2 separate regions of the Homo sapiens genome follow, and region 2 is linked to region 1. Evidence: read pairs that join two places in POLR2A ChIA-PET (ENCODE). Cell type or tissue: PC-9. All regions are shown on one strand.

Evidence for each region. Peaks named below come from ENCODE experiments on the same cell type or tissue, not always from the same donor. Only the 100,000 strongest peaks of a DNase experiment are listed, where the experiment ranks them.
Region 2: POLR2A ChIA-PET joins it to region 1 with 7 read pairs; 2 of 35 experiments call an interaction of 5 or more read pairs at or near these places.

The regions. Positions count from the first base shown.
Region 1 is chr2:98,558,782-98,566,781 of GRCh38, forward strand. It overlaps INPP4A (inositol polyphosphate-4-phosphatase type I A), which reads left to right. Exons shown (of 25, transcript NM_001134225.2): 17 at 682-714; 18 at 4,684-4,856; 19 at 5,859-5,982; 20 at 6,859-6,985; 21 at 7,248-7,388. Among named protein-coding and RNA genes, the nearest start is that of COA5, 46 kb to the right of the region's middle. RefSeq lists a silencer at 1,540-1,711. In PC-9, no CTCF peak of the experiment used is centred here; no DNase peak of the experiment used is centred here.
Region 2 is chr2:96,780,964-96,788,963 of GRCh38, forward strand. All of the region lies in intron 1 of CNNM4 (cyclin and CBS domain divalent metal cation transport mediator 4), which reads left to right. Among named protein-coding and RNA genes, the nearest start is that of MIR3127, 13 kb to the right of the region's middle. In PC-9, no CTCF peak of the experiment used is centred here; DNase peaks (open chromatin) are centred at 6,128 and 7,618; H3K27ac peaks cover 3,921 bases.

The DNA.
Region 1 (8,000 bases):
AGTAAGTACATCCCAGTGTGACTTAGTATAGGTGAAATGGAATCAAAAGTGGTATTCTTTGAGGACCTGAAGGGACATTCTAATTGGAGACTACCCCTAAATCACAAAACTTAACATTTGTTTTAAATTTGGGAGATTGGCATAGAGTTTTTTTTGGTATACTGGTTTCATTCCTGGATCTTAACACTTTGGATCTCAGCAGTCGATCCTGAGCCCAGGCTTCCCCGGTGAATCAGAGCAGTGGGACTGACCGTGGAACACGCCGTGTACTGGTCAGTCTCTCTCCTTACAAGTTTGCTTCCAGATGCCGCAAGCCAACGCGGGGCTCTGCCACTACAATGTGATTTATGTGGGTGCTTTTTTCTGTGGCATTTATCACATTGTAATAAGCTAGATCGCACATCCCGAAGAGCATTTTATGTTGAACTATTGGCAACATGAATGTTTAAGCTGGGGAATCTGTCATTGTTTACCACTGAGAGGGCTTGGCTGCCTTGGAGCAGCCAGAGTACTTTCGTGAGCCTTCTTGGGGAAGAGGCAGCCAGGCACCCAGACCTCTTTTCTGTTTGTTAGCCGCCTTACTGCAAGCTGCTGACGCAGCTGCTGCTCTGAGATTGAGTTGCTTGGTTTGAACTGTGTGCTGCTCCTTAATCATCCATGTCGCCCTCCATTTCTGTGCAGATTGCAGTCCCCCTCCTGAAGAGTCCAGCCCAGGTACGTGGTTTCCGTTCAAGGCTCCTGCTGATGCCCTTTTAATTGATACTCAGGTAGTGTTTTGTAGCTAAATTACAAAAGATTGCCTTATGATCCCAGAGTTGGGAAAGTATTCCAGGACCTCCTTCGTTGTGAGGCATAAAACACTTTTCGCAGGTTTGATGAGGGACCAGTTGGGCTGAGGAAATTGTGGCCTGAGGCAGACTACCACATGTATTTGTTTTACTCTTACATTCTAAAGTCTTTACAGATGAGCGTGTTGGGCTTCCTGAAGTGGTTGACCTGAGGTAGGGAGGTACACATCTGGACTTCCTGGGTGCAGTTTTAGAATTCTTACCAGACATTGCTATGGGCCTCAGTTGCAGTTAGTACCAGAAATGTAATCTCTTTGCTTCCTTTGCATGTAGAAACCAATGTTTATGGTTCTAGTTCAGGGGTTGGCAAGCTACAGCTCTGAGCTAAATCTTGTCCACAGTCTGCTCTTATAAATAATGTTTTGTTAGAAACCAACCTTGCCCACTTGTTCATGTATTGTCTGCAGCTGCTTTTGTGCAGCAGTGCCAGAGTTCGTTGCAGCAGAGAACCCGTGGCCTTCAAAGCCTAAAATATTTACTGTCTAGCTCTTTACAGAAAATGTGTGCTGACCCCTGATCTAGTTCATATTGAGTTTCCTGGGTATGGCTTGTGGTTTTGAGCATGAGTCCCCCAAATAATATGATTTGATGTTCTTTTTCTTACATTCCAAAAATCAGCTGCATGGTCAGTCTATTGCTTGCATATTTCTGACTGGTTATAAATGTAAGACAGCAGGATACTTTGTTGATGTCTAGAATGTAGCGAGTCCATGACTGTGGGATTTACCAGGCTAACAAGCTATTCCTGTGCATTGCTAGTGAAGCCTGTCCACCCATACAGCCCCATGAGTCAGCATAGTGTGGCAGCTCCTGGCAGCAACCCCAGGACGCTCTTAGAAGTTAGCTCATTGGCGGGCTAATCTGATTGGACACCTCATACTCTCCCAGTTTGCTTTCAGCCCCTTCACAGTTTCTCTTTCCCCAAAAGTCAGTGTCGCTTTGAGCAGGCTTTGGGCCCCACCCCCTTGGACCCTCAAGGTTACTGAGGCCTTGGTAGATGTACAAACAGTTGATCTTGGTCTCCTCCTCCGTTGCCTCCCCGGGCCCATGCCTCAGCTGACCTCCACGGCAGGCCAGTGCCTTCGGACTGAGCTGGCTGTCGCCTGAGCCTCAGTGGTGCCCAAGCCTGGGGCCATACCCAGCAGTTAGGGCCAAGAGAGGGCTGGTGGCATGTGCATCTGCCCCCACAGAAGCTCAGGGGGTCTTCTCAGTTCTGGGCTCCTGAGGGTTGCAGAACTAATGGGAAGTCTCATGGGTCCCCGGGCAGCACACAGACAATGCCTGGCCTGTAGAGCCCTCCTTGTTGTGTGTCAGCTGGGACATTTCCAGAAGCACTGATGGCTTTTTCACAGTTGATGCTGATGGACTAAAATGGTCCTTGCAAGGAGTTCTTTTGGCTTTTCCTGGAGAACTGCATTTAATCTGGGCTAAAATATACACACTTACAAAGGCACACACACTCTCCCTTTCTCCCTCCCCTACTGATGAGGGGAAAATGCAGAAGCAAAGTACGGATTTGAAAGTGCTCTTCAAAGTTATCTAAATTAGTATGGCCCATGAATTCACTACCGGTCTGCGAACATTACGGGTTAGGAACTAGATAAGGAGTTTTCTACAAAAACGTGGGTCAGCGACGTCACTCAGGACATTGTTTCACTGAGCTGATTTTTTCTCATAACAAGGCTTTGTCAGTGAAGGAGGCAGAGTATAAACCCTTCACCGATTCCAGTGACCCAGGTGCCTTTACTTCACTAGATCCTGCGTGGAAATCATGTTACTGCCCAAGAAACTCACTTTGGTTGAACTTTTAAAAAATTGTTCCAGGCATGTCTGAGTCCTTCTCTGGGCAGATAACGACACTCACCTTCTACCAAGTTCCATATCTCCTCTTTTCCAGGACAAACATCTTAGTGCTTTTTAGCCATTCTTCCTATACTACAATTTTTTTTCATTTTTTTCCTAATGTAGCGAAGCAATCGTTCTCATAGGAATTTAGTTTAAAGAGATATAGGCAAAGTGAAAAAGTTGTATGGAGAGAGCTTGTTTAGTCAAGTAAGACCAGTTGTATATTTTGATCATTTTCAGATTAAAATAATCATGATTTTCATGATATGCATGACAGCTAGAAGAGCAAAGTAAAATTGGCAACATTTGCTTTAAGAGCATGTACTTCTTAGAGAAGGATAGTCTTAAAGACTGCCTGCCTTTCCCCAAACCGTTTGGCGAGAAAAACTTGTTTGCCTTTGGCATTTTTAATAGGCACTTCATATAATTGGCATACATTCAACAGAATTCTTCAAAGAAACAAAAACATGGTCTCTGAGAACTTTAGTGGAGGAAAGAGACTCGGACATTATCTAGTGCCTCTCTCTCATTTTATAAAAAAGGACCCACATGGCTGAGGGGTCGAGGGCCTTGCCTGTGGTCACCTCTGCTCAGCAGTGGCCGGGGCCGGGCCTCCACATTTTCCACCTCTCAGTTCAGTGTCCTTCGTCACCATGATTCATTTGCTAAGACCTGTCTGCTGTGGACTTGCTAAATTTAAGCCTGCTTTTTCCATTACAGATACAAATCCTGTCCACAAACAGTTAGCGTGCCTGCATGTACAATTAGGCCACCTCCAACTTTTGAGCTGCTACATATACTTAAACATTTGCATTAACCAAACACTGAGTGTAGGGAATTCTTTTATATGTTTCAGTATTTCTTTAGGTTGGTTTCTCAGTGAAGTGCTAACCATCCAGCTTGAGAGAACAGGGCCAAGCCGCCCTTCTCTCGGTCTCTGAGATTCTGTTTATCTAAGACAGAGTTTATCCTCTGGCAGCCGCACAGCTCCCACAGCCCATGGCCTTCCCTGAGTGCCGTGCCGGGACATGGCCTGGCGCATTCTGTGGCTCGAACCCTCACCCTAAGGGGCATGTACTGCCTGGGCTTCACTCCATGACTTCTCACCATGTTTGGTGTGGTGGATTCACCAAGTGGTGATGGTCACATGCCTATTTCTGGTCTTAATCACCTGTTACAAATATAACCTTAATGAGAGCCTGTCTTCTCTTTTAAATGTCTTCTAAATAGGAAGGAAAAAAAGAGTCAAAACCCAAAATATCTTTCACCCTGTTTTTCTCCCTTGAGGTTCTATTTTTAAAAAGTTGTTTTGGTATAGGGTCAAAGTTTCCCTATATTCCTAAAAGAAAACTAAGCTAGAAATAGTACTGGGGAAGGAAGGTGGGGGTGGGGAAGGAAGTGAGTGCAAGGTGGGGCCGTTCTGAGGGCTGAAAACTTGGGAGCTGTGGGGAATAGTCCTCCTCCAGGTGTGCAGGGGTAAGAATTGAACACAGTTGCACACAAGGCTTGGCAAGGGCAGAGGAGTCTCTGACTTGACTTTATACCCAGGTCAAGAGAAGGGAGATCACAGAGAACCTTTCTGGGTGTCCTTCCTCTCCGGGTGGAGGTGCTACAGGGCTGTGGAAGGAGATGGGCCTCTGGGGACAGAGCATTTTCTGGCCTCGTCATGACTTGCAGAAGCTTCTTTGTTGTTTTCCTCCGAAGGCATTGTCTTGAGTATTTCTGTTTAGGGTCCCCAACAGGTTCAGGAGACCAGGCATGTCTTGGAGGTACCGGAGTAGAACTGGTGTTTGAGGTTGCTGGAAAGAGCTGGGGCTAGAGGGCTAGAGGGCTAGAGACTGGGTTGGTTCCAGACAGAGCTGGAAGATGAGGTGGAGATGGGGGAGTGGGAGGACTGCAGTGGTTAGGGGCCAGGTGACTTGTTAAATTGCCAGAACCTAATTCTTAAAATCTCTCTCTCATTGTGATGACCCCTTCGCTTGTGCCCCAGGTGAATGGAGTGAGGCCCTTTACCCGCTGCTGACCACTCTCACCGACTGCGTGGCCATGATGAGTGACAAGGCCAAGAAGGCCATGGTATTCCTGCTCATGCAGGACAGCGCGCCCACCATAGCCACCTACCTGAGCCTGCAGTACCGCCGTGACGTGGTCTTCTGCCAGACGGTAGGCCCCGGGAGCACCCCGAGGGAGACCACGGGCACCTCTCAGCTCAGAAAAGACAGGCTTAGGAAGCCCTTCCCTCTCACTTCACTTGTAAAAGACCCCAGATGGCCATATTTCCTCCTGGTGGTGCTTTAAAGGTTATTTAATAGAGAGGTCTACATTTCAACACAGTCAGGAGAACTACCTTGGCAGCCCATGCTTGCTTCTCCCAAGGAACTGGCACCTGCAGAGTCTGCCGATTCTGCACCCAGGAGATAGTGAGGGCATGCATGGGTGGCACAGGCTTCTTTGCTGCGTTTTTTTTTTTTTTTTTTTTTACTGCACAGAGGTTGAGTGAGGGCAACACAGGTATTTGCTGTCAGTGCAAACATTGCTCGTATAACAGTAGGTGCCTTAGCTCTGCAGCTTGTTGCAGGACTCTCTTATTGTTGAGAGAAGTGAAGCCTTGAAATGAATGTAACAAGTTTAATAGTTGCCAGTAATCAAATTAGTAAAGTGAACAGTGATTTGGGGTTGGGCTGGTTCTCTACAGGTTCCCTCACCCATCCTGGAGAGTCCTGTTTCATCCCATAGAAAATCTCCCACTGGGGAAACTTTGAGTGACCATGTTGTCTCTCACTTCTGTTTTTTGCTGGGGCTAACTCAGTTTCCAGCCAGGGGTGGCATGGCTCTATGAGTAGATAGACCCTTTCACTGTGAGTAATTAATAATGGGCTTCCAGAAGTTCCAGCCTAGGAATAAAGCCAGGTATAGGTCAGGTCAGAAGCTGGGCCAAAAACCAAACCCACTTGGTGAGCGACAGGAATAGCAAGCCCACTGTTGGGCGTCTTCCCATGGCCAGGGCATGCCCCACCTGGGCTTCTCAAGGGATGGGAGGTGCCACTGAAGCCCCTTTGAGCAGTGGCAGCAGAGGAAGGGGGCGGTGGGGGGCTGGGCATGATCTGACTGCCATTTGGTGAGCAGGCACCTGACCCTGAACCTCTTCACCCCACGCTCCCACAGCTGACCGCCCTCATCTGCGGCTTCATCATTAAGCTGAGGAACTGCCTGCATGACGACGGCTTCCTGCGCCAGCTCTACACCATCGGGCTGCTGGCCCAGTTCGAGAGCCTGCTGAGCACCTACGGTGAGGCGCCCGGGCCAGGATCGGGAGCCCCACTTGCGTGTGTGGTTTCCATCCTTTCTTGCTAGGCACTTTTCTCACTATACCAGTAATGCGTGCTTATTGAAATAAATCCAAAATATATAACAGCAGACCAGATGGCAGACCTGGCAGTTACACACGCACACGCCTTGGTTTGTTGTTGTTGCTGGTTGAGGATGGATGCTAATTACTTAACCAGTAACTTCCTGTTGGACTTTGGGTTGTTCCTGAAACACCAGTGCAGCAGTGACATCTGTGCATGAGGCACTTGTGGGCCTGTTTCTGCAGCTACTGAATGACTGGAAGGAGAGTTGCTGGGTCAGAGGGTAGGAATATTTTTAAATTTAATAGATATTTCCAAATTGCCCTCTAAAAAGGCTCTCTTCTTCCTACCCTTGTTTATTATTTATTTATTCTGAGAAGGTGATAGAAAGCATTTGTTAATCATTGGAAATTGAGGACATCGAATAGATATCAAGCCCTGTGTAATGGGAGGGTCTGGCCACAGCAAAGCTGCTTTAGCATCTCTCATTTCGTGTTTCAAGAGCTGGCTTTGCTTTCTGAGTTTATGTATTTGTTTCCCTCCCTACTATCTGGTGCTTGCCCAAGAAATAGTGGGAAGGGATGGCGCGTGTTTCCACCAGATGCATGTTTTGATGTGGCTGTGGGATTTCAGAGGCATTGTTGACTCACAGAGGAGTGAGTTGCAGGGGAAGAGGCTCAGAGACTCCCCCTCCACCAGAGCCACACCTGCACCCCTCCTGTCACAGCCAGGCCTGGGCTTGGCTGCCTTCTGCTGAGACTGGGGAGAGTAGCAGGGCCCTCTGCCTGACAGCCCTGCCCCTCTCTCATGTCCAGGGGAGGAGCTGGCAATGCTGGAGGACATGAGCCTTGGGATCATGGACTTGAGGAACGTGACCTTCAAAGTCACTCAGGCCACTTCCAGCGCCTCCGCAGACATGCTGCCCGTCATCACAGGAAATCGGTAGAGTGTTGGTTTAAAATTCTCTGAGCCAGAGAGCGGTTTTCATTTTTGTTTATCTCAGGGAAGGTACTCTTCTGAATTTTTTATCCTATTTCATTTTGTTAAATGCTCTGATTACAGCCCCCTAGGTTAGTGCCACTCCCTTAAAGGTCTGTGGTTGGCAGTTTGGCCATCACTAAGCCAGAGGGCCAGCCTGGGCACTGCAGCCTGCTCGGTGGCCCTCTGGCCTCACACTGCTCTCCCTCTCTCCACCTTTCTCCAGCGACGGGTTTAACGTGCGGGTCCCTCTGCCGGGCCCGCTGTTTGACGCCTTGCCCCGGGAGATCCAGAGTGGCATGCTGCTGCGAGTGCAGCCCGTCCTCTTCAACGTGGGCATCAATGAGCAGCAGACACTGGCCGAGAGGTGCGTGCCGGCTCCTCGGGGCTGCGGGGGTGTGGTGGCCCTGGAGATGATGCAGAAAACGTACTTACCCCTCTTCAGGCTCTAAGTGCTGGACAGACTTTGTCATCCTTCCTTCCTTTGGCCAACATTTTCATCATGGCCGTGCACCTCACTGTCTTTGGTGCTAGGGACACAGAGTGACCCAGAGGTGGTCTCTGTCCTCAGGGACTCAGCTGGTGGGAGAGAGAGAGACATGGATGCAATGATGAAGACAGATACAGGGCATTGTGGGATCCGGAGTAGGGCACCCAGCAAGGTCTAGGGGGTCTGTAAAGGCTTCTTGGAGTTGCAGGGGATGGGGCTTTGAATTGTGAATAGGAGTTGGATGATGAGGTGGAGGGGAGACATGTCAGATTAAGAAGACTGAAGAAAGGCCTGGCGAGGAGAAACAGCATGGAGTTCAGGGGCACCAGGTTCCAGGCAGGGATTGGCAGGTAAGGGTAGACAGGCTCTGTGTGCCAGGCTGAGACTCATGCCTGAACCTAAAGGCAACTGCCCTCCAGGGTCACTTGCCACACTGCAGAGGGGAGTTGTGTGTGCCTGTGTGTGCACGTGTGCCTGTGTGCGCACATG
Region 2 (8,000 bases), 1.8 Mb before region 1:
CTCGAACTCTTTTTTTTTTTTTTTTTTTTTTTTGAGATGGAGTCTCACTGTGTTGCCCAGGCTGGAATGCAGTGGCACAATCTCGGCTCACTGCAAGCTCCGCCTCCCGGGTTCACGCCATTCTCCTGCCTCAGCCTCCCGAGTAGCTGGGACTACAGGCACCCGCCACAATGCCCAGCTAATTTTTTGTGTTTTTTAGTAGAGACGGGGTTTCACTGTGTTAGCCAAGATGGTCTCGCTCTCCTGACCTCGTGATCCACCTGCCTCAGCCTCCCAAAGTGCTGGGATTACAGGCGTGAGCCACCGTGCCCGGCCTGATCTCGAACTCTTGACCTCAGGTGATCCACCTGCCTCAGCCTCCTGAAGTGCTGGGATTACAGACTTGAGCCACCATGCCCAGCCAAGAGACAGAGTCTTGTTCTGTTGCCCAGGCTAGAGCGCAGTGGCACAATCATAGCTCACTGCAGCCTCAAACTCCTGGGCTTAAGTGATCCTCTACCTTGGCCTCCCAAAATGCTGAGATCACAGGCTTGAGCCACCATGCCCGCACCTGATTATAGTTTTATTTTGAGGGATACACATAGGATGAGGCTTTGTCGGTCCTAGAGGAGCTTCATGCCCTCTGCCTGTGGTGTCAGGGCACTCTGTCTAGATATGTTAATGTATTCACCAACCAGGAAGCTCAGTGAGCTTTGGGGTCCAGAGTTTTTATCCAGACCTCATTACATGTTTGATTTAAGTCATTCACCACAGGATTGAACCCAATCTCTAGACCCCTCCCTTCCCTGGAGGAAGGACAATTCAAAGCCCAACTGGGTAATCACCTGCTTAGTCTTCACCATGTTGCCCAGGCTGTTCTGGAACTCCTGGGAAGGCTTTCAAAGTTGATCATTTTGTATGATTTTGGTAGGGTTTTTTGTAGATTTCCTTTACCAGATCAAGGAAATTCCCTTCTCCCCTTAGTTTGCTAAGAATTTTTATGATGAATAGGTGTTGAATTTTGCCAAATGCTCTTTTTGTATCTGTTGAGATGATTGAATAACCTATTTTCTTTATTCTGAAATACACTGATTGATTTTTTAATGCTAATCCCAAATTTATTGTATAACCGGAGTAGAACTAACTTAGTGTCATTATTCTATTTACACACCACTGTATTTGATTTGCCAATATCTTTATTTAGGATTTTGGCATCGGCCAGGCGTGGTGGCTCATGCCTGTAATCCCAGCACTTTGGGAGGCTGAGACGAATGGATTGCTTGAGCCCAGAAGACCCTGTCTTTACTGAAAATAAAAAAATTAGCTGAGTGTGGTGGCATGAGCCTGTAGTCCCAGCTACTTGGGAGGCTGAGGTGGGAGGATCATTTGAGCCTGACAGGCAGAGGTTGCCGTGAGCTGAGATTGCACCATTGCACTCTAGCCTGGGCGACAGAGTGAGACATTGTCTCAAAAAAAAAAAAAAAAGAATTTTGGCATTTATGCTCATGAGACAGATGAGACTATAATTGTTTTCCCGCTGTTAAACTGAAGAAAGATACCATATCATTTTTTTTTCTTTAATGGCAGGAAAAATAATTGTTTGATAGTGAGCAAGTAATATTCTTGTCCTCTTCCTCCCCTTCTGTTCCTACACCTAACAACCAGTATCAGCCTCTGGCATCACCTCAACTGTTGCTATAGTTTTCCTCTCTGTTTGACATCAATGATTCCTTGGAATGATTTTAGTAGTTTGTAAACATTTGGAAACAGTATATGATGACCAGGAACCAACTGGGGTTTACTAAGGGGAAAAAAAGCTAATTTTCATTTCTTTTGTGTATGTTGGGGAGGGTAGGATTACTAGGTTAGTGCAATGGAAAGCTAGTCCCAGAATAGATGTATTTCAGCAAAGTATTTAACAGAATTTCGGTTAAGTCTTTAGGATCAACATGGGACCTGTGGGCTCTTTAATAGTGGTCCACGCTGGGAATGGGGGCTCACACGTGTAATCCTACCACTTTGGGAGGTCAATGCGGGAGGATCTCTTGGGGTCAGGAGTTCAAGACCAGCCTGGTCAACATGTGAGACTCTGTCTCTATTTTAAAAATTATAAATAAAAAAAAATTAATGGTCTCACTTTTAGGTTGATTTGCCTGTGGATTATTAGCTGGTTGCCAAAAAGGTTCAAAGAATGGAGCCTCACAAGGCCATGAGTGAGCTGTGCCTCTCTGTAAGCAATTGAGCAAAGGTACAGCGGGGAAGGGGTTCCCTGCCACCTCTGGTAGGGGATGCTGGGGCAGGGGCGAGATGGCTGTGAGCCATGCTTCCAGCTCTGCAGTTCCAGGAGAAAATGCCAGAGGTGCTTCTGAGAATACGGACTGGGTGGAAAGGAAGAAGCAGTTTGCTGGAAGGGTCTGAACTCAGAAGGACGCTGATGGTGCTGGTAGGACTGCTGGGACCCCCTGCACCTCCTGGCCACGGAGAGATCCTGCTCCCAGGGACCAGCGTCTGGGTGGGACACAGTTCACTCCTCTCTCCACTTCATGTTCTTTTTCTTCAGCAGATGGCTCAAGTTCCTTGTTTTTCTCCTTGCTTTCTGACAGCCGTAGCTTCTGAAACCTGCCATTTTTGGTCTCCTGATGCCTGATTTCCTAATTGTCCTGACTGTGTCTTCTAGGAAGCATTAAGTCTGAACTGACTTATTAGGGAACTTCAGAAAGTTAAACACACAAAACCCTTTCTTTGACTCCTATCTTAAGGACATGGAGATACAGTTACATATATTTATACACAAGGATATTCATATGGCAAAAACGGGGAGAAGGCACAATTTAAGAGCCCAATGGGGACTGGGATTGTGTATGCATCTGTACAATGACATGTTATGAAGTCATTCTGTTTTTTATAAAACTTTTTAGTGACATGGGAAAATACAAAGAATGTAAAGAATTTAAAAAGCAGCGTACAAAACAATATATGTGATCCAATTTGTGGTGGAAATATTTTATCTATATATATCCATTTTAAAACACCAAAGAAAATACACAGTTAACAGTAGTTATCTTTGGAAGGCAGGATTATAAGTGATCTTAGTTTTCTTCCTTCCACTTTTGTTACCGATATCAGAAAAAAACTCTGTCTCTACGAAAATAAAATAAAATGAAATAAAATAAAATTAGCTGGGTGCAGTGGCTCATGCCTGTTGCCTCAGCTCCTCAGGAGGCTGAGGCGGGAGAATCACTTGAGCCCAGCAGGTCGAGGCTGCAGTGAGCTAGGATCGTGCCACTGCACTCTAGCCTGGGTGGCAGCAAGACCTTGTCTCAAAAAAAAAGAAAAAAAAAGTCCTTATCTTTTAGAGATACATATTGAAATACTAAATATTTTCAGGTAAAATGTATACATGTTTACAGATAAAACCTGGGCTTTGCTTCAAAATCAGTGAGTAGAGCAAGTGGGAGTAGCGAGGAAGAAAGGCTGGTCATGAGGAGCTGTTAATTGTTAGGTGAGGGTGTAATTAGATTATTATCTCTACTTTTGTAGATGCTTGATATTTTCCATAGTAAAAGCTTAAAAATCTAGAGACTACTAGCTAAATGGAAAATCAGAGGCATAAAGACCTGTCCCCAGGGTGAGGGGCCAGTCTTAGAGTCCCCATCATCAGTTTGTCAATAGCTTCACCCACTATGGGCTTGTATTAAAGGAAGAAGGCTATCTGTAGCAGAAGTCCCATTTCTGTATCCCAGCCTGATCACCCCTTGGGGTGTGACCCTGGGCATGACTTCTCTGGGCCTTAGCTTCCTCCTAGGAAGAGTGGGATTGACAGTAGATGTAGGGCAACTCTCTCCTGGGAACATGGTCACCCAGACAGGTTGGTGGCAGGGGGAGGTTGACCATGTCCTGTGCGAAGAGGCAACTGAGGCATAGCTATCTTTATGGGGCTATTTTTTCTTTTTGAGATAGAGTCTGGCTCTGTCACCCAGGCTGGAGTGCAGTGTTGCAGTCTTGGCTCACTGCAACCTCTGCCTCCCGGGTTCAAGCGATTCTCATGCCTCAGCCTCCTGAGCAGCTGAGATTATAGGTGGGCACCACCACGCCCAGCTAATTTGTGTGTTTTTAGTAGAGATAGGATTTCATCATGTTGGCCAGGCTGGTCTCAGACTTCTGACCTCAGATGATCCTCCTGCCTCAGCCTCCCAACGTGCTGGGATTACAGGCATGAGCCACTGTGCCCAGCATTTACGGGGTATTCTAAAGGGAGCTCTTCAAGCTTTTCATCTTGCCCCTATTTTAAAACCTTTTTTTTTCTTTTTAGTTTGTGCCTCCATTCAATCAAAAATTATGTACATGTGCTGTTATACTAGTACATGTATTATAGAATGAACACAGAAAAAATTTAAAGAAGTAAAACCGAAGTCCAGGTGCAGTGGCTCATACCTGTAATCTTAGCACTTTGGGAGGCTGAGGCAGGAGGATTCCTGTAGCCCCAGAGTTTGAGACCAACCTGGGCAACATGGCGAAACCCCATCTCTACAAAAAATACGAAAGTTGGCCAGGCATGATGGCCTGTAATCCAGGCTACTTGGGAGGCTGAGGTGGGAGGATCAGTGGAGTCCAGGAGGCCGAGGCTACAGTGAGCTGTGATCGTGTCACTCTGCACTCCAGCCTGGGCCACAGAATGAGACCTTTGTCTCAAAAAAGAAAACATAAAAAAATTAGCTGGGCGTGGTAGCATGTGCCGGTAGTCCCAGCTATTCTGGAGGCTGAGGTGGGAGGATTATTTGAGCCCAGGAACTCTAGGCTGCAGTGAGCTATGATTGTACCACTGTTGTCCAGCCTGGGCAACAGAGAGAGACCCTGTCTCTAAAAAAAGATAAAAATGCCAGGCGCAGTGGCTCACGCACTTTGGGAGGCTGAAGCGGTGGATCACGAGGTCAGGAGATCCAGACCATCCTAGCTAACATGGTGAAACCCCATCTCTACTAAAAATACAAAAAATTAGCCGGGCATGGTGGCGGGCGCCTATAGTCTCAGCTACTCAGGAGGCTGAGGCAGGAGAATGGTGTGAACCCAGGAGGTGGAGCTTGCAATGAGCTGAGATCACGCCACTGCACTCCAGCCTGGGCAACAGAGTGAGACTCTGTCTCAAATAAAGAAAAAAAAAAGATAAAAATAATTTTTAAAAAGTAAAGATAGGCCTGGCGCGGCAGCTCACGTCTGTAATCCCAGCACTTTGGGAAGCTGAGGTGGGTGGATCACCTGAGGTAGGGAGTTTGAAACCAGCGTGGCCAACATGGCGAAACCCCGTCTCTACTAAAAACACAAAAATTAGCCAGGAATGGTGGCATGCTCCTGTAATCCCAGCTACTCGAGATGAGGCAGGAGAATTGCTTGAACCTGGGAGGCAGAGGCTGCAGTGAGCCAAGATCGTGCTATTGCACTCCAGCCTGGGTGGCAGAGCAAGACTCTGTCTCAAAAAAAAAAAAAAAGTTCTTAAAAAGTAGTGTATTAGAGAAACTTAGAAAAGTGGAAAATGATTAAGAAATGAAAGTCACATGGCCAGGTACGGTGGCTCATGCCTGTAATCCCAGCACTTTGGGAGGCCCAGGTGGGCAGATCACTTGAGGTCAGGAGTTCCAGACCAACCTGGCCAACATGGTGAAACCCCGTCTACTAAAAAATACAAAAAATTAGCTCAGCGTGGTGGCAGGCACCTGTAATCCCAGCTATTTGGGAGGCCGAGGCATGAGAATGGCTTGAACTTGGGAAGCGGAGGTTGCAGTGAGCTGGGATCGCACCACTGCACTCCATCCTGGGTAACAGAGCAAGACTCTGTCTCAAAAAAAAAAAAAAAAAAAAAAAAAAGTCACTCTTATCCCATCATCCAAAATGTGGATATTTTGGTGTATTTTCTTCTACCAAGTCAGCAACAAATGATATTGCTTCTCCCCCAATATGAAAATAGTGTCTAATTAGAAGAGTAAAAATAAAAAATAGCATGTGAAGTATAAAATGCATTAAGCAAAAGTGAAGGAAACCAGCAGTCCTTCCTACTCTACTGTTTTGGAACTTTTTACTTTACACAAATAGTGAATCACCGTCTCTTGAGATAAATTCATGTCTGAGTCAGCCTTTTTAAGAGCCCTGCAATATTGTTACAAATAACATTGGCAGGCCCTCCTGGGCACACCTTGCATGCTGGCCTGGGTGTTTCCTTTGTATTAAGGTCACTTCCTAGGGTTGGGAGAAATGGCAGAGTCCAAGGTCTTGCATATTTTACATTTTGGCACATACTGCCAAATTTCTGAAGTAAAAATTGAACTTCCAACGGTGGGTAGTTCTCCTGCCAACACTGAGAGTACCAATCTCTGAAATCTTGACTAATATGATAGGTAAAAAATGAGTTCATTTTGAAAATTTGTATTTCCTTATATTTTGTTTGTATTTATTGTATTTCTATTTAAAATTAAGCTAGTGGTTTTTCTTAGGGATTTATAAGTCTGGTATAAAACAGTGACTTTGGACCAGTTAGCCCAGTAACTTTCATTGAATAATCTCTCTTTTCTCCTGCAATTTAATATACCAGATTTATTATATACAGTATTCCCAATTTGTTGGAGTTTATTTCTGTCCATAAGCCAGGCATGGTGACTCACGCCTACAGTCCCAGCATTTGGGGAGGCCATGGTGGGAGGATCGCTTGAGCCCAGGAGTTCGAGATCAGCCTGGGCAGCATAGTGAAACCTCATCTCTACAAAATTTTTTTTAAAAATTAGCTGAGCTTAGTGGCATGCCCTATAGTCCCAGCTACTTGGGAGGCTGAGGTAGGAGGTTCACTTGAGCCCAGGAAGTCAAAGTTGCAGTGAGCTGTGATTGTGCCACTGTACTGCAGCCTGGGTGACAGAATGAGACCCTGTCTAAAAAAAATTGAAGTAAAATAAATATTTCTGTCCATTGTTCTCTCCAGTACCGCACTGTTTTTGTTTTGTTTGCTTGTTTTTGAGACAGAGTCTCGCTGTGTTGCCCAGGCTGGAGTGCAGTAGTGCAATCTCAACTCACTACAACTTTAGCCTCCCAGGTTCAAGTGATTCTCCTGCCTCAGCCTGCTGAGTAGCTGGGATTACAGGCCTGTGCCACCATGCCTAACTGATTTTTGTATTTTTAGTAGAGATGGGGCTTCACCATGTTGGCCAGGCTGGTCTTGAACTCCTGACCTCAAGTGATCCGCCCATTTTGGCCTCCCAAAGTGCTGGGATTACAGGCATGAGCCACAGTGCCCTGCCCAGTACTACACTGTTTTAATCGCTGTAATCTTTTTTTTTTTTTTTTTCTGGAGACAGGGTCTCACTCTGTCTCAGAGTCTAGCGAGTATAGAGTGTATGGCCTGCCTGCTGGGCCACCGCAGCCTTCTGGTCTTCTGGCCTTTGCCTGGACTGACTGCCCTGACTGCCAGCTGTGTCTCTGGGAGGAAGGGAGCAACATAGATGAGCCCTGTTTAGGATTATGGATGAACCCAGCTGCCCTCCCCGAGGCTAGAGGGCAGGGGCTTGTCACTCTGGCTGGTTCCTCTCCTGCCCTGGCTCTGCCTTCTTGCTGGGCTGGCTGCCACTCATCCCGGTGGTTGAGGTCAGCACTATTAATAGCCAGCTTAATCCTGCGGGAGCTTGGGTGAAGGGAGGAAAGAGCAGAGAATCGCCAAGAAATCAGGGTGCTCAGCTATCTGCAGGTGTGGACCCAGGGCCCAAGCCTGTGGCTTCCAGTCAGTCCAGCCCGCACCTCTCCCATGGGAGGGCCTGAGAGCGCGGGAACATCCTGGGCCCCTGGGATCTCAGAGGCTGGACCTTCCTGGGAGACTCATTGAGTAAGATGCAGAGGACTCCTTCTTGGGTGGTGGGAGTCCCTGGTCTGCTCTGGGGCCCCTGGCTTTTCCCCATGAGAAAAAGCAGCTGGAGCTGGTGAGTAGGGCCCTCTCATGGCCCCTGTGGACTTTGTAACCCAGCACCTATAATACGGTTTTCTTAAGG